Regions from separate parts of the Mus musculus genome. Here all the other regions are linked to region 1. Evidence: chromatin loops called from intact Hi-C (ENCODE). Cell type or tissue: gastrocnemius. All regions are shown on one strand.

Evidence for each region. Peaks named below come from ENCODE experiments on the same cell type or tissue, not always from the same donor. Only the 100,000 strongest peaks of a DNase experiment are listed, where the experiment ranks them.
Region 2: a loop joins it to region 1, with 2.7 times the contacts of the local background. A loop is called at or near these places in 6 of 42 quality-filtered maps.
Region 3: it touches region 1 in a loop (6-fold over the local background); 8 of 42 quality-filtered maps call a loop at or near these places.
Region 4: it touches region 1 in a loop (2.2-fold over the local background); 5 of 42 quality-filtered maps call a loop at or near these places.

The regions. Positions count from the first base shown.
Region 1 is chr5:150,228,665-150,236,664 of GRCm38, forward strand. It overlaps a transcript of Fry not described here. Among named protein-coding and RNA genes, the nearest start is that of Fry, 27 kb to the right of the region's middle. In gastrocnemius, CTCF peaks have their summits at 1,309 (motif pointing right) and 4,693 (motif pointing right); DNase peaks (open chromatin) are centred at 4,296, 4,700 and 7,465; H3K27ac peaks cover 2,438 bases.
Region 2 is chr5:150,398,916-150,406,915 of GRCm38, forward strand. It overlaps Fry (FRY microtubule binding protein), which reads left to right. Exons shown (of 61, transcript NM_172887.2): 25 at 284-375; 26 at 617-789; 27 at 1,878-2,038; 28 at 2,685-2,795; 29 at 4,527-4,681; 30 at 6,028-6,127; 31 at 6,335-6,506. Among named protein-coding and RNA genes, the nearest start is that of Gm36299, 4.7 kb to the right of the region's middle. In gastrocnemius, no CTCF peak of the experiment used is centred here; no DNase peak of the experiment used is centred here.
Region 3 is chr5:150,363,092-150,371,091 of GRCm38, forward strand. It overlaps Fry (FRY microtubule binding protein), which reads left to right. Exons shown (of 61, transcript NM_172887.2): 12 at 6,378-6,481; 13 at 7,036-7,144. Among named protein-coding and RNA genes, the nearest start is that of Gm36299, 40 kb to the right of the region's middle. In gastrocnemius, CTCF peaks have their summits at 1,875 (motif pointing left) and 4,136 (motif pointing left); no DNase peak of the experiment used is centred here.
Region 4 is chr5:150,343,700-150,351,699 of GRCm38, forward strand. It overlaps Fry (FRY microtubule binding protein), which reads left to right. Exons shown (of 61, transcript NM_172887.2): 5 at 1,854-1,944; 6 at 2,152-2,231; 7 at 2,347-2,427. Among named protein-coding and RNA genes, the nearest start is that of Gm36299, 60 kb to the right of the region's middle. In gastrocnemius, a CTCF peak has its summit at 4,353 (motif pointing left); a DNase peak (open chromatin) is centred at 4,349; H3K27ac peaks cover 1,371 bases.

The DNA of each region.
Region 1 (8,000 bases):
AGCGAGTGAGCCTGTGTGAAAGGTGAGGCTCCAGTCTCCTGTTGAGCCCCAGTTGCTATTGTGCCTCCCCTTTGACAAAAGGTAATAAACGGTCCAGATGGAAAAAGAAAGAGAAAAAATGTCAATATACATTAAGAATCCTCAAAATACACACACTTTTGGACCAGTCATTCTTTGTTAGTCATTCTTTGTTGGTCATTTTAGGATTTTTTTTTTCCTTACAAAAATAGCTATATGCACAAAGATATATGCACAAGCATTTATAGTGACATAATGTAAATAAAAGGAATGTGAAAATACCTTGAATGTTGTCAACAAATGGTTAGCTCTGTGGTTTTAGCCAGCAGTCTGTAGATCATTTGCTGTGCCCAGCTCTTCGGTCTTTTCTCTTATTAGTTCCAGCCATTAATATTCTTTATCCAAGAAAAAAAAAGATAATAAAAAGGCCCCAGGTCCCCCTCAAAAACTGTCTCTTTGGATCTTCTCTTAGCAACAAGCCTTTACCCGCTCTCAGGCAGCACGTCTGTCTGTCTCTTTTTCTATTTCTTTCTCAGCAAGGATTTCCTCTGCTCATGATTCAGTTTAATTGATGGGCACAGTTGGGAGAATTCGCAAGTAACAACTCAAATGTCATTCCAGCTCTCCCAGAACCATAATTAGTCAACGTGTCAGGATTTCCCGGGTCTAGCTGCCTTGTCTCTTAGCAAGGTCACTTCTCCTTTCTCTCTTCTCTCTAGGCTAGATTCAGGGTCACTTCTTCAGATAATATATTTCAGCTCAACCAATCCTTTCTTTGAGATCTGTTGAATTTGCCTTTCAGACCATCTGTTTATTTCTGATTTCAAAGACTAGATTTTCCTTACATAAAACTTTTATATCTCTTTTTCTTTAATATAGTTGTATACTCCTAATATTTTTTGGTTTGGGCCATACCCTTTAAAACATGTCTTCTAGTTATTGTTATTTTATAGTCTCTATTTCTTAATTCTGTCATTGAGTACCTTTGGAGGAAAGTCTATTTCTGCTCTTTTTTTGTCTACATATTATACTTTTAAAAAAGATTTATTTATTTAATATATGAGTGCTTTATCTGCATGTATGCCTGCACACCAGTAGAGAGCCCCAGATATTATTACTGATGGTTATGAGCCACCATCTAGTTGCTGGGAATTGAACTCAGGATGTCTGGAAGAACAGTCAGTGTTCTTAATCACTGAGCCATCTCTCCAGCTCCATATTATAGTTTTAAAAATTACTTGCCCTCATGTATGTATGTGCACTACCTGTGCGCAGTACCCGTGAAAGCCAGAAGAGGGCAGCAGATTTCCTGGAACTAGCGTTTCAGACGGTTGTGAGCTGTCACATGGGTGCTGGGTAACACAGGTGCTCTGTAAGGACACCTTTAATCCCAGGACTTGGGAGGCAGAGGCAGGAGAAACTCTGTGAGTTTAAGGCCAGCTTGGTCTACAGAGTGAGTTCCAGGACAGCCAGGACTACATAGAGAAACCTTGTCTCAAAAAACCAAACCAAAACAAACCAAAACAAAAACAAAAGAAAAACAAAAATCAAAACATGAAGTTTTCATCACTTTTCTAGCACCTCTAAAAGTTACTCTTTATATCCCACATTTCCTTGAATGTTAACTCCTTGTTAGCTTGTTAACTCCTTGGGGGTAGATTCAACTTTTTTCATCAAATATTTTCTTTAGGATTTTTTTATGGGGATTCTTTGCAGCCAAAACAAAGCAGTGTCCCTCTATCAGGACACTACTTGAGGACCTTCTCAGTCAAGAGTCACTCAAAACCAAATCTAAGGCCTTATGTATTTTGGACTAAGTGGTGTGAAAATGAACTCCAGGTTCAAATGCAGTCTGACTTGTGAGTCCCAGGTCTCGGCAGTAATTGCTTCTGTCTCCACAGTACCACGATCCCATACTTGTGTGTGTATGTGAGTGTATGTTTGTGCGTGTATGTGTGTTGTTTGTGTAAGAGTATGTGTTGTGTATAGGTGTATGAGTAAATATGTGTGCATGAATGTGTCTGTGTATGTGAGTGCTTGCATATATGTGTATTGTATGAGTGTGTGTGTGAGAATGTGTGTGTTGTGTATATGTATGAGTGTGTGTTGTGTATGTGTTTGAGTAGGTGTGTATTGTGTATGAGTGTGTGTGTGTGCGCGCGTGTGTGCATGCACGCGTGACCTTGGCTTGGACATAAAGCTGTTTTTCACATTCTTGAAACCTCAGCATGCAATGAAGGCATCAGGGCTGTCTCCATAGATATCTAACCTCATGATGCTGAACTGATTTGTCCATGGAGTGACCAAGGTTGCCAGAAGCAAGAGAAAAAGTTGTTCTGCCCTAACGTGGCCTTTGCTTGTGTCCCATTAGTTATGGCTATGGTGCCGCTTGTGTAAGTCCCAAGGGGTGGGGTCTGCAGTCCCCCTCTGCCTCTAGCAGGTCAGATGCCACTCTCAGCTAGGCTGGTGGGGGAGGCAGTCTAGGTTGAGCAGGATCCCAGTCTGGTTGGGAATGAGTGCCCGGGACACATCGCTTCTTCCCAGTGCTAAAGTCATCTCTCTGTGAGAGGAAAGAGAAGGCCTTCTCTGATGATCTTTAATGAAGCAGCTCTCTAAGACAGTCTTAGCTTGCTCATATTTCTTTATGGGGGTAGGTTTGAACACATACACTCCATTCAGGGTGAACCGAGGGTTATATAGTTTGGAGAAAGGTGTGAGAATATCCAGGGAAGAAAAAGGTCATTGGCTGAAGGCTACGGGTACTGAGATGCCTCATCTGCACGTGGAAGAGTTCAGGCGCTGAGCGATTTGACTGATTACTTGTGATCACCTGGTTGAGGCTTGCCTGGTTCCTTGCTCCCAGGCAAACATGGAACAGGGAGGGAGCTACCACACTCCTGCTGGTCTCAGGGTGAGATTCTAATCTCAGCTTTTGAGATTTCTGGAGTTTGGACATGCCCAACCTCACGTGTTCCATGCTAGTTCCTCTGGTGGCACAGTCCCCATGCCCTACAATAACAAGTCACTCAGACAGTCTCAGATTCCAGTAGATGAGTAAATTCTTCTTCCTGATACAAGGGTAATGTAAGTCAATATTGCAATGGAGATGCAAGCGGAGATGCTTTGTGACATCTGTGCTGCCAACCACTCTGGCCATAAATGCCATATCACAGAGGAAAGAGCGTCTTACCTAATAATAGCAGGATAAAATTTCCTCAAATAATATAGCTAGAATGGAGAAAAATAAATAAAACCAAAAAAAACTAAACAAACACACAAACAAATGCCTAGTACCCCGGGCTAGTGAGCATGTCCTTGCTAGAAATATCTTTCTAGAGTACAGAACTCTGTCTTCTATGGTATGGAGAAGGTCTGGCAGAATTGCCTATGTTTGGAGAAAAGGGCAGGACTCCACTGAGGAGACTGAATGAAGTCCAGATGAAAGGCAGGGAAGGCTCGAGGTGGGTGAGTGGGCAGGCCCTGGAATAACTAGGAAGGAGAGGATGCAACAGAGAGCTGAGGTTAGCACCAGGGAAAAGTGGTGTGTGTGTGTGTTTGTGTGTGTAATTTGATAACCGCCTGTACTGCTTTTCTACCGTTGGGCAACACTGTGTACTCACACAGTGGGAAGCCTGACCCTTTGCTCAAGGTCAGAACCAAGGCCTTGACCAACCTGAACTCTTCCCTAGAGGCTCTGGGAAGGCTGTTTCCTGGCTCACACCAAGTACTGCCAGTACTTACAAGAGGTGGTTCCTGTTATTGGCTATCACTTTGGATGTTGTAACCAAGTATCAACCGCGGGCTACGTGTCTTACACAATAAACAATTATTTTCTGGCCACTCTGAAGTGTGCCAGCCTAGTTAGGTATTATCAAGGTAGATGACGACTGTGTCACTGTCTAGTCACGTAACACAGAGAGAAACATGTAGAAGAAGATTCCTGCAGGCTCTTCTTTCTGAGGGCAGTAATTCTGAGACCCCGGGCTCCACCCCATGACGTCATCTAATCCTAGTGACCCTCCACAGGCCCCATCTCAAAACACCACCACTCTGGGGCTTGCCCCTTCAATACAAACTAGTTTGAGAAAGTACTGTTTGGTATCTGAGAGGCATTTCTTCCTTCTCTCATGGCACCTTCACCATGACAGCACAGGGGCATACCAAATCGGCCACCCCCGCCGCCCCGCTGCCCCGCCCCCCTCCCCTCCCCACCCCTCCCCTCCCCTCCCCGCTGCCCCGGGGCCTTGCATGTCTTTCCCCGGCAGAGGGCACTGTCTGTCTTTGGAGGCCCACCCGGATGGTTCCAGGTTGAAGTTCACTTCTGATGACTGATGTCAGCCAGGGGTGATGCTTCCCAGAGGTTAGGAGGCTGCGGTGGGGCATCTTTGGAAGACATTTCTGTGATTTCTGCGTACTGCATCGTCCCTTGTAATGAAAAAGTTAGACTCAAGGAGATTTCTTTGAAGATCTAATTTTATTGTGCAGCCGTATCACAGTATGGTTATCAGATGTAAAAGGCAGTAAGAAACCCCGCAGTAGTCATTCAGCCTTTTGAGGACGATGTCTGTCGTAAGGAAGGTGGACTAAGATCCAATAAGACAGGCTGGTGATGTTAGGTGGGTCAATGGCTTCAAGCATCTCTCTCCTTCTGTGCTAATTGCCGCCACTAGGTGTCACCATATGCAGCTGCAGAGACTATGAGTATGATTTGAAGAAGAGGTGAGCAGCTCCCCTTCCAGAATGTTCGGCTCCTCACCCATTGGGGAACTCAGAAGTCTGAGAATGATCACAGGAGAAAGGCGGACCTCCTCCACGGGTAGACAGTGCAGTCGCCTGGGGAAGGGGCTTATTGGCCTCACTGTTAACTTGGCTTTCAGACCCTGGCTGTATTCATTACACAAGTGAATAGACTGTAGATACAACTGGGAACCCGTGGGGCAGAGGACTTCTGGAGCCTGGGATGGAGGACCAAGGGGCCGCCCTTCAACTGTTCTTCAGCCTCAGAAAGGGAAGTCAAGTAAGAGGAAATAGTAGGAGAGCAACCCGTTTGCTATTTGTTGGTACTCTACCCAGGCAGATACTGTAGTAAGAAAAGCAAATCGAAAGGGGATGATGAACACTGCCTGGGCCCTGTGCAGTGTCCGCGAAGCTGGGCACAGCCCCGCCTGGCTGACCGCTCCCTGGTAGGGACCTATGTCCTGGGCAAACACCTGTTTCTCTGCTGGGGAGTTTCCACTCTGTCCAGAGCACAAACTCCTGAAGTATTCAAAGGTGTGTGCATTCTCTTCCCTAACAGAAGGGAAATATAATCTCTTTAATTCATATGTATGTATGTATGTATGTATGTGTGTGTATATATATATATACACATATATATGTATATATATATAAAACCTCTGGTCCCTGAAAGCTACTGGGGTGTCAGTTGGCCTTGGCTCATATCATCCACTCTGATTGGAAGGAACCATGGCCCACTGCTAAGCCTGGCAGGGAAAGAGTACACTTGGCTGCTTCAGAAGAAAAAACAGGCTCTGGGATGCAGGGGTAGGGAGGTGAACAGTATAAGGAATGTACCTCAAGCTCATGTGTGTGTGTGTGTGTCCATAATTATGCAAGGGAATATATACATATACCCATAATTATGTATAGAAATATATATATATATTTACATATATATATATATACATATATATATATATATATATATATTTGTCTTATAATCTGGTTATCCCCACTCAGTTGTGTGTCAGGCTCATGTGGATTACATCAGACTCAGAATATTTTTATGGTGGCAATGTGACTTTGCTAGCCAGGGTTTGCCAAGACATCATAGTGAGATGTGGTGTCTTTCAGGGAAGTGACTGAGCCTTCACCTATGTCAGTGATGTTTACCTGAGTCTTCTTTCAACTGCCTATTTCAGAGGTAGTATTGGTTTTTCCAAGTTCTGCATTCATAACTAGTCGATGGACCTGTCCCTTCCCCCCACCCCCGTTTGCAGCTCCATCATGATATTGCAGACAAGGGATGAGATCGTGTGTAGTCCTACCCACTGAGTACCAGGCCCCAGCACAGTGGTTCTCGACATTTCCAAGGCTGCAATCCCATAATTCAGTTCCTCCTTTTGTGGTTGATAAGTGAGCCAATTCAAGCCAAATTAAAGTATAAAGGCAGGTTTATTTGGGGCACCTCTCAGGCAAGTTCACTGACCACACAGGAGGGGCTGAGTGAAGCCATGCAGAGGGAGACAGGGGAAGGAAAAGAGAAAGAGAGAAAGCGTGCTCACAGATGGAGAAGAGAGAGGCAGCCACCAAAATGTCTCTGGGGAGTGGGGAGAAGCCCAGCCCCTGGGGTGTAAAATTCAGGACAGAGGGTGGGGTATGCCAGCATATCCTGTAACAAATAGGTAGGGACTGAGGGACCCGACGCTGGGAGAACCTGGAGGCCAGGTCCTCTTTGGTACGTAAATATGCACCTCAGCTGTTCTTCCCAAGTCTGAATGCCAACAGTGATGATTCCCCAACCAGAAAATTATTTTCCTTTCTATTTCAGAACTGTAACTTTGCTACTGTCATGAATTGTAATGTAAATAACTGATATGCAGGATGTCTGACATATGATCCCAGAGAGGTTGAGACCCACAGGTGGAAGACCACTGCCCTAGCAGATGCTGTTATGGAAATAACTATGACTATAAATATATTTGAAATTAAATTTGCTCCTTACTGTATCAACAAAGCCTAAACACTATTTATCCTTCAAGTTCCCAAGGCATATTCTGATAAAGGATCAATCTTAAGAAATGCTGCCGGGCAGTGGTGATGCACACCTTTAATCCCAGCACTTGGGAGGCAGAGGCAGACAGATTTCTGAGTTCGAGGCCAGCCTGGTCTACAGAGTGAGTTCCAGGACAGCCAGAGCTACACAGAGAAACCCTGTCCCGAAAAATAAAAATAAAAAATAAAAAGAAAGAAAGAAATGTTGTGTTTTGCTACCTGGCAGAAGTTTTCTGAGTTCTGGTTCCTGGGGAGGGGAAGGGGGAGGGGGAGGGGGAGGGGCAGTCCATCATCAGGCCACTCCACGGGTCCTTGCTTTGCTTCTCTCAAATTGCCCCGGGATTGGCAGACTCTGTGCCATGTGGGTGCTGGGAATTGAACCTGGGTCTTCTGCAAGAGTAGCTAGTGCCCTTAACTGTTGAGCCATCTCTCCAGCCCCTTGAGATATAATCTTCATCCTTTAAAATAAATTATTTGCAGAGCGGGGCCCAGGGGAAAATTTGCTTCTTGGTCTTAATTCTGCTTTATTTCTGTATCCCCTTGTAGACTCCCTCTTCCCTCTGAGAATGTGGCTTACACAGTTGGGCTTGAAAACATAGTTTATCCAATCTCAGGAAAAGTGGCAGTAGCTCGGTGACAGAGTGACCCAGTTACATGCAAGAGCCTGCTGAGTGTCTCCACCTGGTAGCCACAGGGACGATCAGGTGTCGCTTCAGAAAGGAACATCGGGCCAGGATCTTGTCCATTTCAGAGAGGCCAAACTCACATGTACTGAGTCTTCAAAAGGGCCACCAGTGAGAACAGCTTGTCTTTCTTAAACTCTGTGAAATTTTTTTTTGTTTTCTATTAAGGGAAAAAAAAAACCCTAAAATTGTATTTGCTTCTCAAAAGAAATGTGTTTCCTACTTCAGAGATAGGGTTAAGAAGACAAAGAAAGAAGAGTTAAAATTATTTTAGCTGCTCATATGTTTGGGGACTTGCACTGTCCTTTTCTTCCCAGTAAAAGTTGTTTTTAGCTGCAAGTTTTGTTCAGATAACTTTTCTAACTGTATGCCCAGCCATCATGTTCTTACATGACCTTCTTAAAATTCCATGGATGCCCATGTGACTCAGCTCCTACCGAATCCTCCCTGTGTATACCCTAAAGCCTAAAATTATATACCACAAAAGAATCTGTGTGTAGAATACTCACTTAAGAGGAAAGTTTC
Region 2 (8,000 bases), 170 kb after region 1:
ATTGTCAGCATCTGGAGTCCGCTCCAGTCGCTCCCGAATGCTCAGCCTTTCAAATGACCCTGGTGCCTTGGCACCTTGCACGCTACTCAACACTTCCGCCTCATGTATTCTTAGGGGTTTACTGACGATGTTTTCCTTACAGCCTGTGATAACTGGCATTGTCCCCACCTCTTAGGAAGAAAGGACAGTGCTTCCCTTTTACACTTAGAAAACTTGAAAATACTAAATTAGGCCGTAAAGTTCGCATTGTATTATCCATAACTGTAAGTGGCTTTCCACGCAGAACAAGAAACGCCGAGAACGGAGAGATTTGCTGAGGCTTCAGCTGCTTCGGATATTCGAACTTCTGGCAGACGCTGGCGTGATAAGTGACAGGTGAGGTTAAATGACTGAGCACCCCCCACCCAGCCACCCCTTGCCGAAACCTCTTCTACTTCTCCTTGTTCTTTTAAATATATTACTTCAACAAAGATTTCTGGCAAGCCGCCCTTACCTTTCTTCATACCCCTGTATAATGTGCATAAAAACCAAAATTGCCACGTGAACTCCAACCATCGATGCGGTCCTCGTTAAACACCTGCTCCTCTGTTCTAACACCCTCTCCCTTCCATCCCAGCACAAATGGAGCTTTAGAACGAGACACCTTAGCGCTTGGAGCTTTGTTCTTGGAATACGTGGACTTGACCCGCATGCTCTTAGAAGCTGAAAATGACAAAGAGGTCGAAATTCTTAAAGACATCCGAGCACATTTTAGCGCCATGGTTGCCAACTTGATCCAGTGTGTTCCAGGTAATCCATTCCTTCCTCTGGGCTGGGTAAAGAGTTCCAGCCCCCACCGATGTCCCTCCTGATTCCTAGGGGCCTGAATAGAGCTCTAGGGCAGTTTCTTTGTTAATTCTGAGTAATTATAAAAACAACTCGTTTCATGTGCCATTTTCTTATTTTGACATTATTAACCACACTGCTCCACCTCAGCTGTTAGGGGGCTTAAACTACAGTTTAAGCTTGATTTCTTTGGTAATAGGAGGCACATGTTTTTGAAATAGCATATATTATATTCTATGTGCTCTATAACAACAGGGAGCAGTAGTCACAAAAATTCATTCTGTATATGCGAAAGTTAAGTGGAAAGATCAGTTAGACCAGCAGTTCTGAACCTGTGGGTCACCATGACCCCTTTTGAGGGTCAGATGACCCTTTCACAGGGGTCAAATGTCAGATATCCTACATGTCAGATATTTACATTATAATTAATAATAGGAGCAAAATTACAGTTACAAAATAGCAACACAATAATTTTAATCATTGGGGGCTCACCACAACATGAGGAACTATGTTAGAGGGTCTCAGTGTGAGAAAATTTGAGAATCCAGAAAGAAAAATTGTATTGAAATTTATTTAAAAAGTCAAGATTCTGTAACTAAAGAAAACGGGAGTTACTGGGCTGGTGGTATAGCTCACTGGGAGAGTGTGCGTTGAACATGCTCAAAGCCCCATGTTCTATTCCCAGCTCCAAGCAAAATTCGGCTTAGAAAAATAAAGTTGGTTCTTGGGGACGGAGAGGTTGGGTCAGCTTCTGCCCTTGCACAGGACCCAAGTTTACTTCCCAGTGTCGGGCAGCTCACATCTACCTGTAACTCCAGTTTCCTGTGATCCAATGCCTTCTTCTGGCCTGTGTGGGCACCAGCACTCATGTGCACTTACCCACATACAGAAAAACACATATACACATAATTAAAAATAAAAACTTTAGGAGATTTTCTTTCTTTCCTCAAAATTTGAGGGTAATATTCAGTAGTGCTACAATTATATATTCAGCCTAATATAGACTAACAACAGTCAAATAACAGACACTGGTTTTGTGTTATTCTCTCTAGTTCATCACAGAAGATTTCTCTTCCCCCAGCAAAGCCTACGGCACCATCTCTTCATCTTGTTCAGCCAGTGGGCTGGCCCCTTCAGCATCATGTTTACACCTCTGGATCGGTACAGTGACCGAAACCACCAGATAACGAGATACCAGTACTGTGCTCTAAAGGTTGGTTAGTAGCATCAGCGGTCTCCTTTGTTAAGCTAACAACCATACCTTAAAAATAAGGTTACAATAAGTAGTATAATACAATAAAAATATAGGGAAGGATATAAAAATTCAAATGGATATATGCATGCACATGTAAATATAAATAATTCCAAATATTTAATTGCAGATGTGGGTAAATACATAAGCACACCATCTGGGCCCACAATTACACAATGTAAAATTGCGTCGGGTTCCTGCCTTTATCCAGTGTTTCTTCTTTTGCCTATTTATCCCTGAAGTTACTATGTTGCTACTTAATTTCCAGTCTAAGGAGGAGAAAAAATGGTCAAGCAACAGCCACACTCTGTTTATCTAGTCGTATCCTGGACATCCACACTGTGAAAACCTTCCCATCTGAAGCAGTGTGGGACTCTGTGTCACTTACTTCTCCATTACCGGGATGAAGTACCATGGCTGAAAGCAGCGTCTAGAGGACTGAGTTTATTTCTGCCTACAGCGTCGGAAGGCTGGGGTTCACAGGAAGGCTGGGGTTCACAGCCGTGCAAAGGGAGCTGCCAGTCTCCACCACCCACACAGGAAGCAGAGAACGCAGGAAACCTGCTGCTCTGGTTCCGTCTCCAGGTTTCACGGTTTCTGATTTCAGGCAATGTCGGCAGTGCTGTGCTGTGGCCCTGTATTTGACAATGTCGGCCTCTCTCCGGACGGCTATCTGTATAAGTGGCTCGACAATATTCTGGCTTGTCAAGATTTACGAGTAAGTATGGGTCAGGAAGGCATTGCTTTTCAACATTTTTGAGGTTAGCATGATGCACATACCACCTTCCCTCCATAGTCACACAAATTTGGATATGTACTTAGGAACATTGCAGTGGGGTGTACCAGGCCCAAAAGTACAGCATCCATTAACCAAATTGACCAAAAACTGAATCATAAAGTGAGGCTCAAAACAGTTTGCATAATTTGAAAGCAACCTTTATACTCTGTATCATTAAACTGGGAATGAGTAATTAAAATATCATTAAAATGTACTTCCCGGGAGCTGGAAAGAGAATGTGCAGCATCAAAGAGTGTGTGCTGCTCTTGCAGAGGACCTGACTTGAGTCCCCAGCACCCGCACTGGGCGGCTCACAACCACCCTAACTCCAGTTCCAGGGAATCCAGTGCCCTCTTCTGGCCTCCTCAATCACCCACAAATACAGACTGTGTTTGTGAACATGCACATACACATAATTAAATAAGTTTTAAAACAATATATGCTTCCAGATAGCTAGTAAATTGAAGTGAATAACAGTGGCAACTGGAAAGTATCTTTATATGGAACATGATGAAATATTACATTTGTGGTTTATAAATAAAGCTGTGCTTAAAGTGAAGTGACAGGGCTGGAGAGATGGCTCAGTGGGTAAGAGCACTGACTGCTCTTCCAGAGGTCCTGAGTTAAATTCCCAGCAACCACATGGTGGCTCACAACCATCTGTAATGGGATCTGATGCCCTCTTCTGGTGTGTCTGAAGAGAGCCACAGTGTACTCAGTTATATAAAATAAATAAATCTTTAAAAAATAAATGAAGTGACATATCTAGAGATAGAGATAGATAGATAGATAGATAGATAGATAGATAGATAGATAGAGGACAGGAGGACAGTAATTTGCAGCCTGTTCATCACTAGAAATTACTATAAGAAATAGCTTAACCAAGTCTGAAAAAAAAAAGTACAGAAATTAACTAGGGGAAAATTTTAATAACAATGAATATTATATTACTAACGTTTCCACTCCTGTGACAAAATACCTTTTAAGGGAGTTTTTAAAATTATAAAAATTGTATTTACAATTTAAAAAAATTTTAATTGTATTTTACGGAGAAAATTTAAGGGAGAAGAAAATCATTCCAGCACATCACTGTGGGAAAGACGTGGCTGTCAGAGGTGACTCTGGTGGGGATTATAAGACTAAATCTGTTCACGTGTCCTGGACCTGGAAGCAGGCAGAGAAAGCTAGCCAACCAGGGTTAGGTATGACTTTCAAAGACTCCCCCTAGCGACTGCCAGCCAGGCCCCACCTCCTGAAAGCTCCTGAGCCTCCGATCTGGAAACCAAGCTTTCAAACACGAACCTGGGGGGCATTTCAAACCCAGAATATTAATACAGCAGATACATAAGCCAGGCCCTTCCTTTTCGGCCTGATTGCAACTACGGAAAAGAGTAGATGGCTAAGGAAAGAAGCAGGCAATGTTACCTTCTGAGGGGGATGGAGTCTCCCTTCCCAGAGTCCAGTGGAGTTTGCATCCTGCCGGCAAGGCTACATTGCGCCCCCTTAAGGAAGATCGAGAGGCACAAAGATCAGCCCAAATAAAGTGTCCAGCCCCACTTAACCCCACTTAAGGTTGTTCGCCTGACCTGTATTAGTTACGTTGGATCGTATGGATCTCTCTGGAATATTTTCTGATGAAGTAGGAATAGCTGATTTGTTCCTCATCCTCAGGTTCATCAGCTTGGCTGTGAGGTCGTCATGTTGCTACTGGAACTTAATCCTGACCAGATAAACCTTTTCAATTGGGCCATCGACCGATGTTACACAGGATCCTACCAGCTTGCTTCCGGCTGCTTCAAAGCCATAGCGACTGTGTGCGGAAACAGGTATAGGTTTTCTGTAATCAGTGTTCAGTGGCAAGGGTGAAGGCAATTGCTCTCTGTGATGTGAGAGCTGAGCAGATGATGCTCGGCCGTTATCTTCAGAGTGTGACAGCCCAGAATGGCTTCTGTATCCCTCACAGATAAGCTAGCCGCTTTAAGTTTCCATGGTATTGCTAATTCCATTTGATCAGGAGATATTCCTTATATGGTCTTTCCTTCAAAGTGCCCAAACTGTCACAGTGGAGCATGGAAGCAAAATTTGAAAATAATAAAAACAATGCACTGAAGGAATTAAAGCATCTATGTGGACAAGTGTCCCAACACATGTTAACTCTGAGCCCGTAAGCCAGCTGCCCACAAACCCAGGAAAATCCCCTCTGCTCAAAACTTCAAGAAGCATGTGGGAAGGAGGCACGATGCGTCAGAGGCTGAGTATTACACTCATTTGAACTTGTACTGATCTGAGCCCAGGGTCTCATGTATGCTAAAAGTGTTCTCCACCACTGAGTCACACCCCAGCCCAGAGATTATGCCTCGAAAGCCACCAACCTTATCATATAACAAGCAAGTTCATGAAGCTGTTTGGCACTATAACTTAGTAAGTGTAGTACTGGCATAATTACTTTAAATTCCCCAAGTTGCGTAAACTACTCCTAAGAGAGAGCATATGGATTAGGATGATGGAGAGAATAGAAAACAGTAGAGGTTTTTGTTTTAAAAGCTTCATGGAGGGACTGGAGCAACACCTCAGTAGTTGATAGCATGTATTGTTGTCTTAGTCAGAGTTTCTAGTCCAAGAAAGAAGCAAGTTGGGGGAGGGAAGGGTTTATTCAGCTTACACTTCCACACTGCTGTTCATCACCAAAGGAAGTCAGGACTGGAAGTCAAGCAGGTCAGGAAGCAGGAGCTGATGCAGAGGCCATGGAGGGATGTTACTTACTGGCTTGCTTCCCCTGGCTTTCTCAGCATGCTTTCTTATAGAACCCAGGACTACCAGCCCAGGGATGGCACCACCCACAAAGGGCCCTCCCACCTTGATCACTAATTGAGAAAATGCCTTATAGCTGGATCTCATGGAGGCATTTCCTCAAGGGAGGCTCCTTTCGCTGTGATAACTCCAGCTTGTGTCAAGTTGACAGAAGACCAGCCTGGTCTACAGAGTGAGCTCCAGGACAGCCAGGGCTACACAGAGAAACCCTATCTCAAAAAAAAAAAAAAAATAGATACATAAATAAAGACAGGGCAATGTCATTGGTGAGGATGCAAATCCAGGTGCCACCCCAGACGTGTCCAGCTTACAAGCCAGGATGTCCTCTAACCATGCTGTGTATTTTTCTTCATTTCCCCAGGAACTATCCCTTCGACATAGTGACACTGCTGAACCTTGTTCTCTTCAAGGCCTCTGACACCAACAGAGAGATTTACGAAGTCTCCATGCAGCTCATGCAGGCATGTATCATCCACACATGTGGAAATTTCCATCCTTGGGCTCAGGATGCAGTTATCTGTTCCTGCGAGGAAACATGCACAGAGTGTTCTCCAGACAGAGCAGTTAACCTACTCAGTGTGAAGATGAACGCACTTGCCGTGTTATTACAAGCATTCCTGAGGTGTCCAGATGACAATCTTTAAAGCCTGTTCCTTTACTCCTCGTAGATCCTCGAAGCAAAGCTTTTTGTGCACTCCAAAAAGGTTGCGGAACAAAGACCTGGCAGTATTCTATACGGAACACATGGACCGCTGCCACCTCTCTACAGTGTGTCGCTAGCCCTTCTGTCGTGTGAGCTGGCCCGGATGTACCCCGAGCTCACTCTTCCCCTCTTCTCAGGTACCACCCAGTTGTCATACCAACTCTGTCATCGTCTCCTCCCCAACTCGAGGAGCTTTCCTAAGTCCGTTGCAGTCTTAGTGAAATTGTGCCAGACACTGGTGATAAATCTGTGTATCAGAGTTGCTACGGGATAAATCTAGTTACATATGACAGCAAATTCAAGAATATTTTTAAATTTTTTGTTCTATGTATGGGTGTTTTACCTGCTTACATAGCTATGCACCTGTGAATGTAGTGCTGATAGAGGCCAGAATGGGTGCCAGATGCCCTGGAACTAGAGTTACAAATACTTATGAGCCACCATGTGGGGTCCTGGGACTTAAGCCCAGGTCCTGTAGAAGCACAACAGTGCTCTTAATCACCGAGCCATCCCTCCAGCCCCTCAAGGATATTTTTAAATGTTAAAAAGAAAAACATGTGATTAGTTAAACAATATACATGAGAAATATATATGTGTGTGTATGTGTATATATATATATATATATATATATATATATATACACACACACACACAAAAAGGTCTATTATATGAACAACATACTTTAAATAGCCCTTAATTATTTATATATTTGGTAATGTTAAATAAATAGTCTTCTTTTTTAAATTAATTTATTTATTTTCTGTAAGTACACTGTAGCTGTCTTCAGACACCCCAGAAGAGGGCATCAGGTCTCATTACAGATGGTTGTGAGCCACCATGTGGCTGCTGGGATTTGAACTCAGGACCTCTGGAAGAACAGTCAGTGCTCTTATCTGCTGAGCCATCTCTCCAGCCCATTATATAGTCTTCTTATATTTTATATTACTACAGTGATATTGTAGAATACATACAACTTGCCTCCTCTGCAGTCTTCATGAGTAACTTGTGAGAATCAGGTCTCAAAAGGTGTTTTCCTGCCTAAGTTTATGTAGCACCTTGCCAAGAGACAGTCTATGGCCTAGGATGTACCTCATTCTCCACCTGCACCCCAATACCTCAGCCCTGTTCCCCCTCAGCTTTCCCTGCCTTTGGTCATGTGCTCTGCACTGCAGTTCTTCAGTATACAAACTCACATCTGTACAACCACATCTGTACAGTGCTTCCCACCTGCACATCTCTGTTCAGCCATCCTGAAGGAACGCTAATAATAACGGCTTGCAATTAGCGGGTACCTAGGGTGTCCAAGGCTCTCTGCTAGGCCCCTCGTGTGCATTGCTTAAAGTGCGATTTTTGAACCAGAAAGGCCGAGAAAGGCTATCCAGGCAGGCTGAGCTGCAGATAGACAGAGGAAACTTACCAGGCAGCCAGGAAGGTGCCTGGAATCGGCAGCCCAAGGGAACAACACATGACTTGATTTAAAGCAGCAGTTCTCAACCTTCCTAATGCTGCCACTTTAATACATGAGGGCGTTGTGGTGACGCCCAACCATAAAAACTGCTTTGTTGCTGCTTCATAACTGTCATTCTGCTACTGTTGTGATTCATAATGTAAGTATCTGATACGCAGGATGT
Region 3 (8,000 bases), 130 kb after region 1:
CATCAGGTTGGCCTATGGGCAAGTCTGTGGAATCTTCTTGATTAATGACGGATTGGGCAGGGCGAGCCCATGGTGGGCAGTGCCACCCCTGGGCAGATGTCCCTAGGTCCTATACGAAAGTAGGCTGAGGGCTGAGAAGTGGCTCAGACACTAAAGGTTAGACTCACAACCAAAAATGTAAGAAAGCACGCGGAGCAAGCCAGTGAACCAGTTAAGCATCACCCCTCTGCAGACTCTGCATTGCTCCCTGCCTCTGGTTCCTCTTGGGCAATGGGTGTGAGGGAATAAAGGGAGTGGGAGAAAACCCGCCTCCCGCCAGAGTTCCTGTGCTGTGGGTGGGAAGATGCGGGAGGACTGACACGTGCATTCCACACAGCCCCGGGTGGGTGTCTGGCTGGGGGAAGCCACTGGACCCCAGCTCAGCAGAGGGTGCACAATGGGGCAGTCCTAGGTTCTCAGTCTCAGGCATCCCAGATACCGCTAAACACCACTCGGTCATCCCCAGGGCTGCAGGGAGAGAGGGGGTGCTGGGTGGTTCCCATGCGCTGAGAGTCCTTGGTCCTGTCTGTGGCTGGAGCACAGGAAGGCCTTCCAGCAGGAGGTTAGTTGTGGCTCATTAGGAGAAAGCCTATCCCATCGTTCAAGCACAGTGGGCCTTGATGAGCAAAGACAGTCTATGGTTTTACAGCTTTATTGTAGAAAAGCAGGGAAAAGGAGAGAAGGTAGAAAAGGTAGAAAGAGGGAGACCACCAGTCATGGCCATGTGGAGAGAAGGGGGAAGGGAGAGAGAGAAGGAGAGGAGGGGCCAAGCAGCCCCTTTTATAGTGGACTGGGCTATCTTGCTGTTGTCAGGTAACTGTGGGGAGGAGCATACCTGGCTATATAGTCAGGTAACTGTGGGGTTGGAGTCTAGCCAGAATGCCAAAAGCTTGGGACATTGTCTGCATGACTGATAGTCACAGAATTATGGAGTTGGGGGCTCTGTGATGTCAGGCACCTGTCTCTGGGAACGTGGCTCGCTGTTCTGACCCTTGTAGAGTTTTCTACTGGGTCGCCAGAGCAAGCCTCATTCAATCAAAATAGGCTGCCTTTCATGGCCCCACAGGTTCCTACCTTGGCCAAATGATGGACTGACTGTAAGTTATAGGCCGAAAACCTTTTCTTTCCCCAAGTTGCTTTTGGTCCATGTTCTATCACATGCAACGGGAAGCAACTAGGGTAGAATTTATGTTTGATGATTAAGAATGCTTTATAACACAGCTCTCTGGATATATTGAATACATCTGGGGTTAAACATTAAAATATTTTGTACGATGATTTATTGCTGTGGCCCAAAGAGCCATTTTGGGGTTGACCCAAGTTGCTTTTGAAACAGAGCAGGGCAGCTTACTCTGAAAATTAATGATTTCAAAATTAGAATATTCTTTAGTGCTCCTGTAAAAGCTTGGCAGAAAAAAAAAAAAAAAAACAAGTAAAGGGTTATAAGCTGCCCCTGGAAAGACACAAGTGTAGGCTCAGACAATGTTTCCCTACACAGGCATTTCACGATAGAAGGTTCTAAAACTAGAAGCTGTAAGATCAGGATGAACCTGTGGGATCAGTGCTACACAGACTGGAACACGTTCCAAACTCCAGTTCCAATCTCCAGGGTGTGCACCATGCCCACTGTTGCTGTCACGGAGTGGGATGCACAGGGGAAGAACCCTGTGTCAAATGTGAGCCCTGGACAGACTTCATCTGTGAAGAGCTCTGGGTTGAATTTTGTAGAAGTCTTGTATCCCAGGAAACATGGAAGAGCAACTTGTTAGCCAAGATAAGGGCAAGGATTGGACTCAGTGAGTAGCCCATAACCACCTGTAACTGCAGCTCATGAGATCTGACACCCTCTTCTGGCCTGCATGGGCACCTGCACCCATGCTCACACATACACACTTAAAGTATGAATCTTTAAAATGTAATGAAATCCAGGTATGAGAATGGGCACCTGTGATCCCAGAATTAGGAAGCCTGAAGCAAGAGACTTGCCATCTTCCCAGCCTCCTTGCTTCCCACCTTCCCATCTTGACTTCTTTCATTTATAAAATGAATAAAAGTAAAAGACCCTGTTATTTCATTTAATAACAGGGTCTTGTTCTATATCACAGCCTGAACTATATATATCTTTAAGCCAGCCTGTGATACATAACAAGACCCTGATTCTAAATTCATAAATAAATGCTAGGTTATCTATATGGATGGTAAACTGCTAGAAGCCAATGCCCTAATGGAAAAGGATATTCAAAAATTGCTTGATGAATTCCAAGCAGAATAAAGTCATATCGTTTATGTTTAAATCTGAGCCCAGTACGAATTAGATGTGACTGTTCCTAATGTCATTAATACATAGAACACATTCTAACCCCCATCTTACACATTCAATAGGGAGGAGATGCCTGAAGAAAACTTGGCTTCGAATATAAACTTTACCTTAAATAGCTTCGGGGGTTTTTATTTTCTGTTACACAATTCCATTTGAGAAGGGACCAGACCCTACCGCATGTACCCCCTTCATAATCTTCTCCCCTACTCCCCCAGATGCTTCAGGGTGAGGAGCCCAGCATTTGCATCCTCCATGTTACCCTGGTAGCTTCCGCTGGTATGTTCTGCAGAGCCAAGCTGATGAGGGTCAGAGTGACTTGTGTGAGGAAGAGAGCTGTGCACACAGTCGCATGTTCTCAAAGTAAACCCACCCATTTAACATTGATGCCTTAGTCTGTCTACAGCATGAGACAGGACAGGCTGGGAGGAGCAGGCTGCCTTGGGAGCACAGGCAGGAAGTCTTTGGTATTTATACTTAGTTAACGTAGTCACCCATATTTATCACTGTGGAGTGATGGGGACTTTCAGTTCCTTGTCATTGAGGTATCATCCTTCAGTCACTCCTGGTCAGTGATTTCTGTCTGTTGTGTCTTAGGTTAGAGTCTGGATATCCTGAGAGCAAGAGGTAGAGAGAGAGAGGAAGAGAGTATACAATTGATGCCTACGTTTGTGTCAATCATACAACACTTAACTGGAAACGAGGGGACAGGCTTTGAAAAGTTACTGGTACTTTCAGAAAGTCATGTTCATTGCACTGATTACTGCATGCTGATTTTTTATGCTCCAAGCTGTCTAGTTGGAACCATTTCAAATTCTCTTTTCTTTTTCTTAAAAAAAAAAAAAAAAAAAAAGATTTATTTATTTATTTATTTATTTCATGTATGTGAGCACACTGTCGCTGTCACACCAGAAGAGGGCATCAGATCCCATTACAGATGTTTGTGAGCCACTGTGTGATCACTGGGAATTGAACTCAGGACCTCTGGAAGAGTAGCCAGTGCTCTTAACCCCTGAGCCACTTCTCTAGCCTAAATTCTCTTTTCTTGAACAATAACAATAAAATAATGTCCCAGTGAGGCCCAGATTTTTTTTTAAAGGAAATAAAGAAACCTTAGAGGTCAAGAAATTCCCTTACTGAGCTGGCTGGATGGTTAAGAGCATCTGCAGGTCCCATGGAAGGAATGGAAAGAGTGGGTTATATGTAAGAAGGGTGGTATCTGGGGCTTGCTGGCCAGGCAGGATCTTCCTCGTAGAGTTTGCTAGGGCAATTTAGGGAGTTGCAGAAGGATGCTATGATATGAAGGGTGCCTTACCATGAGGTGGGGGCAGAAGTGGTCCTGGTGGGCAGATCCATAATGCCCCTCAAGTTCATATGCCTCAGGAGGGCTTTAAATACAAAACGTAACTTATTTCTTGTATTCTTGGGGTATTATTTGACTGTACAGAGATTAAAAGAGAGGAGACAGGCTGGATGCAGGCATCACTGATAGCATCCTGAAATGGCAAAGTCAGATACCACTACCTACTCTCTGGGCAGAACAAATACAAATTTAAGCCAACCACGTTGCTGTTCAAATTTTAGGAACAATCAGAATATTTGTTTAGTACAATAGAAAATACTGTTCCTAAAGAATGAACAGATAGGGGCTAGAGAGATGGCTCAGTGGTTAAGAGCACTCACTGCTCTTCTGAAGGTCCTGAGTTCAATTCCCAGCACCCACAGGGCAACTCACAACCATCTCTAATGGCAGTTTGGGTATTCGATGCCCTCTTCTGGTTTCTGCAGGTATTGCACCCATGTGGTACCCTTACATATATGCAGGCTAACGTTTATACACATACCATTTTTTTAAGTTGAAATTAACCCAAAAGGCATTGAGAAAAGCCACTGGAACTGGAGATCTCAGTCCGCAGTCAGGTTGAGAAGATATAGGCTTTCATGGTTCACAGTTTGAGCACTGGTTTATGCGAGAATTTCAGGTGACTTAACTGTGCACTAGACACACTGAAAAGGGAACTTTGTAAGGGAGAGATGGACCCACTGAGACTAGAGGCAGGTAGATTCATACCCACACCAGCTGAGTTCAGAGGCTGCTTTTCATCATTAAGCAAGAACACCAGAGACAGACAGTTGCTGATGTGGGTCAGACTGCATAGTCTGGTTAAATGAAAGGAGAATATACATGTAACTTCATTAGTTACAACCCAATTTAACAAATCAAAGCATTGTACAAATCAGATCATTAGCATGCAAAAAATTTTTAAATTGTATATAAACAGGCACTTCTCAAAAACTGGATCCCACCCCACTTTAAGCTAGACAAGTACATGTAACATTTACATAGAAGGGTAAGCATTCGAGAATATGAAAAACTTTTGTAAAAAAAATTTGCCTTTAAATATTAATATATCTGTTGCTCTTATTGTTTTTTAAAATCTGGTGCTGGGTACTAGATTTAAGCGTTGAGTACTATGGGCCGGCATTTAATCCAGAAGCTACACCCATAAACCCTATTGTGCAATTTCTTTTTTTCTTTAAATTTTCTTATAGGTATATACTGTATTTTGAGTTATACTTCCCATGCACACCCCATTCCTCCTACCCACTTTTCCCCTTCCCCTTATTCCTTATCAATCCCCTCTGTCTCCCAGGTAATTTCACTTCTACTTTTATTTAATATTCACAAGCTTTATGTGACTACATAAAACTTAGGATCACAAATATGAACAAGAACATGTAACATTGCCTTTCTGGGACTGGCTTAATCCTCTCAATTTGGTTATCTCCAATCGCTCCTGTTTGCCTACAGTTAACTTAGCTTTGCACCTCTTTATGGCTGAGAAGAAATCCTATTTATTATTTATGGCATTTTTTTCTATCTATTTCCCATTGCTGGATGCTGCAGGGACCATTGATGTGCATTCTTCTCTGTGATGTGACCAGGTCCAGTCCTATGGCCTAAGTCAACCAGGGTGTGGAGTCTGCGTAAATGTACAGGCGTACTACAGCTGGGCGTACTACAGCTGGGTCTGACGGTGGAAGTACTTAAAAAGTCATGGACAGTGGAAAGTAGATGTGCCAGTTATTAAAATGTATTATGACTATATTAATTAAATTACTATTGTATTCACATTTGGGTGGACAAATAGAACAATGAATAAATAAATAAAATAAGCTAGGAGCAGATACAGATACATAGTAATAAATAATAATATGCAATAATTACTATTACCATATCAGTATTAGTTAATTTTCTTATTAATATTTGCTGTATTTATTATATATTTCGATAGTGTATAGTATAACCTAGTAATATTAGTAATGAAACAAACTGGGAAAAGATAAAGATACAAATACTCTCCTATCCTACCTTAAGAAACAGGAGCTAGGGCTAGAGAGATAGCTCACGTGGTTAAGAGCACTGCCTGTTCTTCCAGAGGTCCTGAGTTCAATTCCTAGCAACCACGTGGTGGCTCACAACCATCTGTAATGAGATCTTGGGCCCCCTTCTGGCACACAAGTGTACTCAAAGATACTCATACATTAAATTAAAAAAAAAAAAAACTTAAAATATTTTTTCTCCATGTCTAGGTTTTAGTATAGTATGTAGTATATCTTAGTCTCACTAAGTATTCAAGAGTAATTCAGATGCAATGGAGAATAGAAAAATCAGAACAATAACTGCATGAAAAGACATCATCTATCATGGGAAGACCATCCAACTCTTCTGTAAATGCTATGCCATTATACTGGTTGCCTGGCACCTCCTGAATTTCCATTTTGGCAAAAGACAGAGCGAGGGCTTCCTGTGACATTCCCCTGTCTCACTATCATGATCATAACCATGGGTTATTTATCCAGTGAACACCAGGAGGCAGATGGTTCAGGTGACCCAGATGGTGACATATGCCTTGTATGTGCCTGCCTCCAACCCGGTTGGCCCTCCCCACGCTTAGGAAAGACCCTCCTACATAGTGTGCATTCAACTAGTAACCTTACAGTTTGCATTCTGTTACAGAATAAAGACCCCAAAATGGCTCGCGTTGCCTTGGAATCTCTCTACAGATTACTGTGGGTTTACATGATTCGAATCAAATGTGAAAGCAACACGGCCACTCAGAGGTAAGGCCGGGTGGGCGTGAGCGAGCATGACAGGTGAGCTGGGCACACGCAGGGTGAGCCGGGTGCCCTTGCAGGGCGCTAGAGTCAGGCGTGCTCAGCCACCACACCATGCCCGGGGTTCTCTTTTATGGCTTCCCGACCTGGCCTGGCTAAAACCTGCTCAGAGCCAGAACTTCACCACTGTCTTAGCAGTAGGTCTTTAGCAGCCTCCTCTGGGACAGGGTCTGCACAGGGTCTGCTTCTGTGCAGCATGCAGCACTTTAAGGAAAGAAATAGCTGTCTATTATTTTTCTAGCTGCCCTGGGTTTTCCAAAAAAGAAAAAGAAAAGAAAAAATAGAACCTCTTCCTAAGAGTAATTGTGCCAATGGAAAGGGATGAGTTGGTTTGGTTTGGTTTTTTTTTGGGGGGGGGTTGTTTGTTTGTTTTCTGTTTGTTTGTTTGTTTGTTTGTTCTTTGTCCTCTGATACTAAGATGAAATTTGCATCATCCCCTGACAACTAGATCTCAGCCAACCTTGCTTGTTTTCTCTTTTTCGCCTGCCCTTATCTTGCAGCCGACTCATAACCATCACCACCACGCTTTTCCCCAAAGGGTCCCGCGGCGTGGTACCCAGGGATATGCCTCTGAATATCTTTGTGAAGATTATCCAGTTCATCGCCCAGGTAACGCCCGTATGTCTGCAGCGGCCCCCTCAGGCGTAGTAATCGCGTAAACAGCCCGCAACGATCCTTCATACATCCTGACCTCTTAGAAAGGGATTGCTTCTCCACACAGCCTATTCTTTTGCTTCACAACAGTCCGTGGATATGTTGAATGCCTTTGGCCTCTAGGAAGTAAACTGAGAGATGAAGTTTAACTGATTCCTCCAAGGCTACAAAGCCCAGCCGTAAAACCTCTGTAGCACAGATAAGGGCCTGCCTGGGTCAGCCCCAATCACAACAGAACAGAGGAAACTCTTGTGACGCTCTTAAGTCTCCCCTTCCCACTTTCCACAGATCTCTGCTCTGTATTCCGCAAGTAAAGAGGAGTCAAAGGCTCTGATATTTGGCAGAACTTTAATCTAATTTGAAAAGATGATTTAGTGCAGTTGAGGAGTAAATAGCAATTTTCTAATGTTTCTCTATGGGGAGAAAATAATTTCATGGGGAAATTATCATTTACCCACTTTATTCCTTTGTTCAAAACTATTCTAAGCAGTTTACACATGAATTAATTTACTTTTAAACAGACTCCAGTAATATTGAAGCTGGCTTGGCTGTGATCTATTATTCAAACTTAAGATTTTTTACTTAGATCATTTATGTGGGGAAGGGGTTGGTGGACTAAGCCCAGGATCCCTGCTCATACCAGGGGTATACTCTACTGCTGAATTGCTCCCCAAGGCTACTGTTTCATTTATTCACTGGTGTGTGTGTTTACTTATTTACTGATTTGAAACAATGTCTCATTATTTAACCCTGGCTAGCCTATAACTAGCTCTGTACACCAGGCTGACTTTAACTCACCTATCTCTGCCTC
Region 4 (8,000 bases), 120 kb after region 1:
ATTATCATCATCATCATCACTGGGTAGAGGCGAGGGGACGAGGGAGGTGGTCCAGCATGCGTGTATGTCAGCTTTGGGGAGTCACCTCCACCTGGGGTTCCAGGAATGGAGCTTGGGTTGTCGCCTTCTCTGGCTGCTTTAAAGGACCTTTACCAAGCGGCTCTACTGCTGCTGTATTGAGAGCCTTCTTGCTCTTGCTTCAAACCTCCTTTTTCTGTCTCGTGAGGTGCGTGCTGGAGTCTCGACTGGGAAGGCTCTCTTTTTGAATACAGATTTGTTCATTTTCTAGCACCGAGCTCAGGTGGGTCTCAAATGACCTTGGATGGATTTGTTTACACTCTTCCTCCTGTCTTGCTGCTCAGAAATGATCTGACCATGATTTCCCTTGGAAAAGCGAAACCAAAGCTTCCCTTCTTAACCTCACCAACCTACCGGATGTGACTTCATACAATAACAGGCACTTCCAGAAGTTCGTGTGTGTGTGCATGGGTCTGTGCCTTGGTGTATGTGTGTGTGCGTATGGGGGTGTGTGTGTGTATATGTATGCATGCGCGCATCTGTGTGCGTGTGCGTGTACGTGTACGTGTCTGAAATCCCATCTTGTTTTCCTCTTATTCCTCATTCCTAGACACACAACAAAAGCATCTCATGCTTTAAATTCCTTTGGCTTATTCTGAAAATACCTTCCAAGGGAGTGTGTATCCTGTTAGCCTCAACAAGTATGGACCCTCTATGTGTTTAGGAGATTACACTAAGTACTATAGATGCCTGACCACTTCAAACCTTCATTCAAGTAAAGTTGACCATCTCTCTTGAAAAAAAAAAATCCCCAAACTGAAGTGCTCCTAAATAAATAAATAAATAAATAAATGTCTGATGTGACAGGAAGGTCAAAAGTAGATGACCCCACGGCTGATCTCACACCACAGATGCAGGCGACACAGAGAGCAGTATGCTCGACCCATGCTAATCACCATCAGAGAGTATTCATGAGACATAAGGAATTTTGTGCTTAGATTTGGATCTCATCCCCAAGATGTTACATGTACAAATACTCCAAAGTGAGAAGACATCCCCCAGCATTTCAGAGAAGAGACAGTCAATCTGTATCATTAGCATTTCCCTCTCATCATTGGGAAAGGTAGAAGAGGCATAGTTTAAGTCAGGACATTTCCACACCATGGCCATCCCACCCATTGAGGGTCAAGGTCAGTACCCAGCAGAAAGCAGGCAAGGAGATGCACATTTCCCTTGGCATGCCTTTACAATGAATACAAATACTCCACTTTACCCTTCCTCCTCCCTCCCTCCCTCCCTCCCTTTTTTCCTTCCTTCCTTCCTTCCTTCCTTCCTTCCTTCCTTCCTTCCTTCCTTCCTCCCTTCCTTCCATTCCTGTCATATCACTTCCTCTGTCAAATGCTTCCAGCTTCTCGTTACCCAGGATCCTTTGTGAAATCTGTTAATTACATCGCTACCTTAAGTCCCAAGATCCTTTGAACACACACCCCCACCCTGGAAGCTCTGTCTCACATATGAATCTTATTTTATCAACAGTCGCATTCCTGGGCTGCAGGGGGACTATAGGAAAGTTCACAGAATGAGGTTCTGCACCCACAGATGGCTATATGGTTGGCATTTTTTTAAAATCAAATATTCTGGCAGTATTTGCCCGTTGAGCCATAATGAAAGCAGCAACCTTCCTGTGCGGTAACACATGATCTCGTCATAGCATGGTGGTCCAGGGTAACACATGATCTTGTCAGAGCAGGGTGGTCCAGGGTGGGGACTGGGAGCAGTCTTCTGATGAGATGGTCCACTTCACCCTAAAAGTACCTTCGTTTTAACCTTCACAGTGATGAACAGCAGCGAGACTATTTAATGGAGAGACGGGACCTTGCCATTGATTTCATCTTTTCTTTAGTGTTAATAGAAGTCTTGAAACAGGTGAGTGATTCATTTACTATCACTTTCTATTTACACTTTGTAAGACTGACTACGTTTTAAAAGTCTGAATGTATGGCTTATGAATTACTGGGCAATGTGGACCCTGTTTATTGATTACAATAGGCCATGTGTCATTGTTGGAGTGACTATTATAGACAGGTTGTTTAATAATCTCTTCCAAATTCAATGTCATCTTTTTTTTTCCAGATCCCCCTTCATCCTGTAATTGACAGCTTAATACATGATATTATTAACTTGGCTTTCAAGCACTTTAAATACAAAGAAGGGTAAGGCGATTTCCCTCCTTAGAGTATTGACAACGTAGAACGCTAACTTCTAATTTAGCTCATTGATCTTTTCTGGGCACCAGACCCCTAACTTGTCTGCTTCTGTCCCACTCAGGTACCTGGGTCCCAACACTGGCAATATGCACATTGTGGCTGATCTGTATGCTGAGGTCATCGGAGTGCTGGCCCAAGCCAAGTGAGTGAGTGCCGGCGCCCTTGAGCCTCTAACGTACAGAAGCCTCTAACTTACAGAGCCTCTAACTTACAGAAGCATGTGCAGAGTGTGAAGCCAACTAGAGTCTCCCTCAAAACAGGTCCAAACTGCCTCTTCCATCTTGGCAGTTGGACCAGATCCCACCACATCCCTTCATTTCGGGCCACTGTTTCTAAGAAAGAAAAAAAAAATGTGTGTGACCAAATTACTTTCTCTCTTCTCAAATATTCCAAAGACATCTTTTAGTTTAGTTTTGTTTTGCTTTTCAGTCCGCCAGGACCAGATAGTTACTTACAGGCTCTCACTCGTAAGTGGGAAAATTCCATTCTACAATGTCCCTTTCACTACAGACCTTGCTTAATTCAACTGAGCTAAAAATGTCCCAGACATTGTCATGGAAACAAGTCAGGGGGGAAATTCTCCTTGCTAAATTTATCTGGCCCTGTGATACTTAGCAGGCTAGAACAGTGCCATGTTAGACTGTGAGCACTGATAAACTCATTCCAGACACGGTCACACCCTACCTGCCAGGCTTCATTCCGTTCAACTCAGAGGCAATCCAGTCAAAAGCCTGAATGGCTAGATCAGGTACAAGCAACTAAGGACATGGTGGGAATTCAGGCCAAGGAAACAGCTTATGGCGAATGATGCCCCAGTCCCCGTGAAGTGCAGTCGGGGGGGGGGGGGGTTGGGGAGAGGGAGAGGGAGAGGGAGAGGGAGAGGGAGGTCTGTCTTCAAGGGATGGAATTCTTCATGACCATTAAGTTAGTGCATTCCTCAACCCCCATTAGAGAAGCTACTTTTTGCAGTAGATGTCAATAATACAGGGACTCTCAACTGATCAGTGTACAGAGTAAGATACTATGGCATTCTCTCTCTAAGACAGCCATCTCATACTCCGTGTCTCTAAGGCCTAGGAAGCATCAGGGAAGAGAGAGCAGAAAGATGGTTAAGGACCAGAGGTAGTGTTTGCCTGCTGTGAAAATGTTTGCTGGACACGGAAGGGCTGTTGCCCGTATGAACTCGAAGCAGCTACGGCTCTGTGTTTAAGACCTGAGTAAGATCAAGCCAGCCCATATCCCTGCCTCACCCCTTGTTCCCATGGATACCAAAGTCTGGGATGCTCATGTCCATGCAAACAGCATATGCAGTCTTTCCACATAAGCTTTGCTCTTCCGACATACAGTTAGGTCACTCTGGGTAACCCATAACCCCTGATACCATATGAATGCTGTGGAAATAGTTGACACGCTGTATTGTTTAAGGAACAGTAAAAAGAAAAGAAAAAAAGACAAATGAAATTTCCTCACACCATGGAAGTGCATAATTTATCAAACTTTTTATGTCTTCGTCGTTGTCGTCATCATCATTATCATCATCATCATCCTTCTATTAGGAGGCACAAACAATTGGCAAGAGTCAGTTCTCTCCACTGTCAAGTCCTGAGAAGTAAACTCTGGTCCTCAGGCTTGGCAGCAAGCACCTTTATTTCCAAAACCATCTCGCTGGCCCCTCCAAAGCGTTTTCCTAATACAGCAACTTCACCTAAGCCAGGTAAAACCATAAGACCATAGAAAGTAGAGTCACCACCCCCCAACATGGCTTGTGTTGAGTTTTCCTTCTCTCTGATCCATCTTTCCAGCAAAGGAGTTGTCTGCTTTCTCACACAGGAAAACCTCAACGTTAGAAAATGGAGGTGGGACTGTCTGGAGGGCAAGGTACTGACATGAGGGAGAAGTATCAAGGTGAATGACAGACAGTCACAGAGGAGCACCAGATGAAGGCTACACTAAATGACAGGGGCTAGAGAGCTGGTCAGAGGTACAGAGGAGCTGAGTTCAGTTCCCAGCACAAGGTAGCTCACAACCACTTGTAACTCCAGTTCCAGGGGATCTGACGCCCTCTCCTGGCTACCTCAGGCACTGCAGGCCATTGTGCTTGGGTCTCAAATATACTTTTAAAAAAATCTATTATGATCTTGTGGTTCCTGAGTCACTAGGGAAAGGAGGAATGATGTATTTTAGAAATAGTTTCATTTGGGCTGGTGAGATGGCTCAGTGGGTAAGAGCACCCGACTGCTCTTCCAAAGGTCAGGAGTTCAAATCCCAGCAACCACATGGTGGCTCACAACCATCCGTAGCAAGATCTGACTCCCTCTTCCGGAGTGTCTGAGGACAGCTACAGTGTACTTACATATAATAAGTAAATAAATAAATAAATAAATCTTAAAAAAAAAAAAAAAAGAAATAGTTTCATTTAATTGAGTAGTGAATATTTTTGCATTAAACTGGATAAAGCTGCAATTATCTGGTCCTTAGTTCATGCATACTTAGAAATGATCTTGAAAAGAAGAGATCAATATGTATATTTGCTGACTCATCAGACTATGAAAAATCTCAGTATATTTGTAATTATACTAGTAAAGTTCTCTCATGTTATCACATGGAAAGTTTGGTATGTTAAAATAACAAAAAATAAATGTTTGTACTTCTCTTAGTTTTTATGAATAATGCATACTACTGCATATTGTCAAATGACTGTCCTTGGCTAGGCAGGCTCCGAACAAGTTGAGAAACAATGTCATGCTAAGTGTGTTAGCTCAAGCCATCGCCCCAAATCTCAGGTTACTGGAGCAGAAGGATTGCTGCCACTGAGAGGCTAGCCTGGACTACAGAGTGAGTTCCAGGACAGCCTGGGTGACACAAAGAAACCCTGTCTTGAAAAGCCAAAAAAAAAATGGGGGGAGAGAAAGGGAGGGAGGGAGAGAGAGAGGGAGGGAGGAAGCGGGGAGAGAGAGAGAGAAAAGAGAAAAAAGAGAGGAGAAGAGAGAAAAGAAAAGAAAAGAAAAGAAAAGACAAGACAAGAAAAGAAAAGAGATGGGCTGGAGGGATGGCTTAGCAGTTAAGAGCACTGGCTGCTCTTCAGAGGTCCTGAGTTCAATTCCCAGCAATCACATGGTGGCTCACAGCCATTTGTAATGGGATCTGATGCCCTCTTCTGCTGTATCTGGAGTGTATTTATATATATATATATATATATATATATATATATATATATATATATATATATATATATATATATTATCTTTTAAAAAAAGAAATAACTCAAATTATAAGATGTTCATTTCATTAGCAAATGCATTAATTGCTATCATTCAAGGTTAGGCTGTTGGTTGGTTGTTGATTGGTTGGTTTCTCATCTTTATTCATGTTTTTCATTTTTTTCTTTTTTTTTCTAATGTGTATGGATGCTTTGCCCTCGTGTGTGTGTGTGTGTGTGTGTGTGTGTGTGTGTGTGTATGTGTGTGTGTGTGTTCCATGTGTGTGCAGTACATGAGGAGGCCAGAAGAGGGTGCCAAATCCCCTAAAACTGAAGTTACAGGTGGTTGTGGGTGCTAGGAATTGAACCCAGGTTCTCTGTAAGAACAGCCGGTGCTCTTAACCACTGAGTAATTTCTTCAGGCCCCTTTATGTGAGTTTCATAGAATACCACAAATTGAGTCATTGTTTAATTCTTGTATATGCTAAATATAGCACCAAATGAAGTATTAAAGGAAACACCATAGATAATCTTCTTTCTTTAAAAAAAACAACAAAAAAGGAGACCATTATAAAAGAAATTAGACTTTAACTGGAAATAGATCTGCAGGTTGGCTGTATCCTAAAATAACATGTTTGTGTTATATGGAACTTTTCACAGTAAAAAAAAAAATAGTTGCATCTATTTTTAAATGAAAAAGTAAAATTTTAGCCACTGCCTCATCGTATTGACGTACTGAGTTACGTAAGCAGCCTGCCTTTTTCTACCTCTCCTTGTTAGCTGTGGATTAAGAGTAAAAGAATAGATGTATAACTGCAGGCCTTTTCTATGAGAAGTGCCTGTTATTCAACGGGAGAAATGAATTGATATTAATTACACATTCTGACCGTGTTCACTCTGAGATGCCTCTCAGTGACGTCCTCCGAGTGGGCGCACAAGGGTGTGTGGGGCTTCTGCTTAACCACCTCCACATCAGGACTTCCCACTCCTAAGCAATTAATGTGCTCAGCATCGCTCCTGAGTACCTACTGTGTGCCTGATCTTGTGGAGCCTGCACCTAGCTCAGAGGTGTCAGACAATAAGCATTAAAGGAGAGAACTGTAACACATTCAAGTCAAGAATCTTTCTGCCTGCCCTCCCTAGCCCGTTTCTCTTCCTCTTTCTCTTTCCTACCTCCTTTGCTTGCTTCCTTCCTTGTTTCCTTCCTTGCTTGCTTCCTTGCTTCTTTTCCTTTGGGAGTGGAAATTGAACCCAGGACCTCCCATATGTTAGGCCGGTGACTACCTTTGGACCCAGGTCCTCAAGCATGCTGAGAAACACTGTTCTGCAGATGCATATCCCATCCATCTTCTTGTTATGTTTCCTTACAGGCTATTTCTTTTGACACAGGATCACTCTAGGTTTCCCAGGCTGGCCTGGAACTCTCAGTATCCCTGGCAGACTGCAAGCCTTAAACCTCCCAATTCTGCCTCAGTCTCCGGAGTCGCTGGGGCTTAACGACCTGTACCACAGACCAGGATGCCACACAGATAACTGTATGTTCATCCACGTGATGCTTGTTTTAGTCGTTGAGGAAAGTGGCTTGGTCTGTCGGGTCAGTTCCCTTTCAAGCTGTAGGCATTAGCTGGCGAGGCGGTTGCCCACGTGATAGGTCAGGATGCTGTAACAAAGGCCACAGACCTGAGAAAGCTTTACTGACAGACATTTATTTCTTCAGAGTTCCAGGCATCAAGTTCAAGGTGCTGGCAGGGCTGATTCCCCTGTGGAGAAGTAGCCCTTCATTGTGGCTTTACCTGTCGGTGCTATGTTCCAATTATCTTGTCTTTAAAACATCCCCCAGGCATATTGAGTGAGGGCCCACGCCAGACAACCCGTCTTCCCATACCTCTTCAAGGGCCCCATCTCCTAGAATAGTCACACTCACTCTGTGTATGACTTGGGGGTACGAGGGAGAGGCATAAGCAACCCAAACAGTAAATCTAGGCAGGGGCTAGACTCCGGAGACTGAGGCAGAATTGGGAGGTTTAAGGCTTGCAGTCTGCCAGGGATACCGAGAGTTCCAGGCCAGCCTGGGAAACCTAGAGTGATCCTGTGTCAAAAGGTATCTTTTCAGTGAGTTTTCAGACCTTGCCCACATAGGGAACAAACATACTTAAACAATCCTGAATTCAGTCTTAGTGTGTCTCATGGGAGTAAGAGGAGGAAAGTCTGAGTCAGCCATGGCCTTCAGACATCAGCTCCATCATTGATCAGCTGTCTGGCTCTATTAGGTTTTGAAGCCTTGATGTTTGAGAGGGATGCAACCATGCCCCTTCACGGGACTGCCCTGAGGATTAAAGAGCTACTGTGTGTGGTTGAAGTGCCTCTTAGATATCTGTTGTCTCTATGGTCATCTTTGCCATCTTAACATATATATATGTGTGTGTGTGTGGTATGTATATTTATATGTAGTGTACTGCACACATATGAAATAGAAAAGAATGGTGTCATTGGAATTTAGGATTTAATTTTAAAAC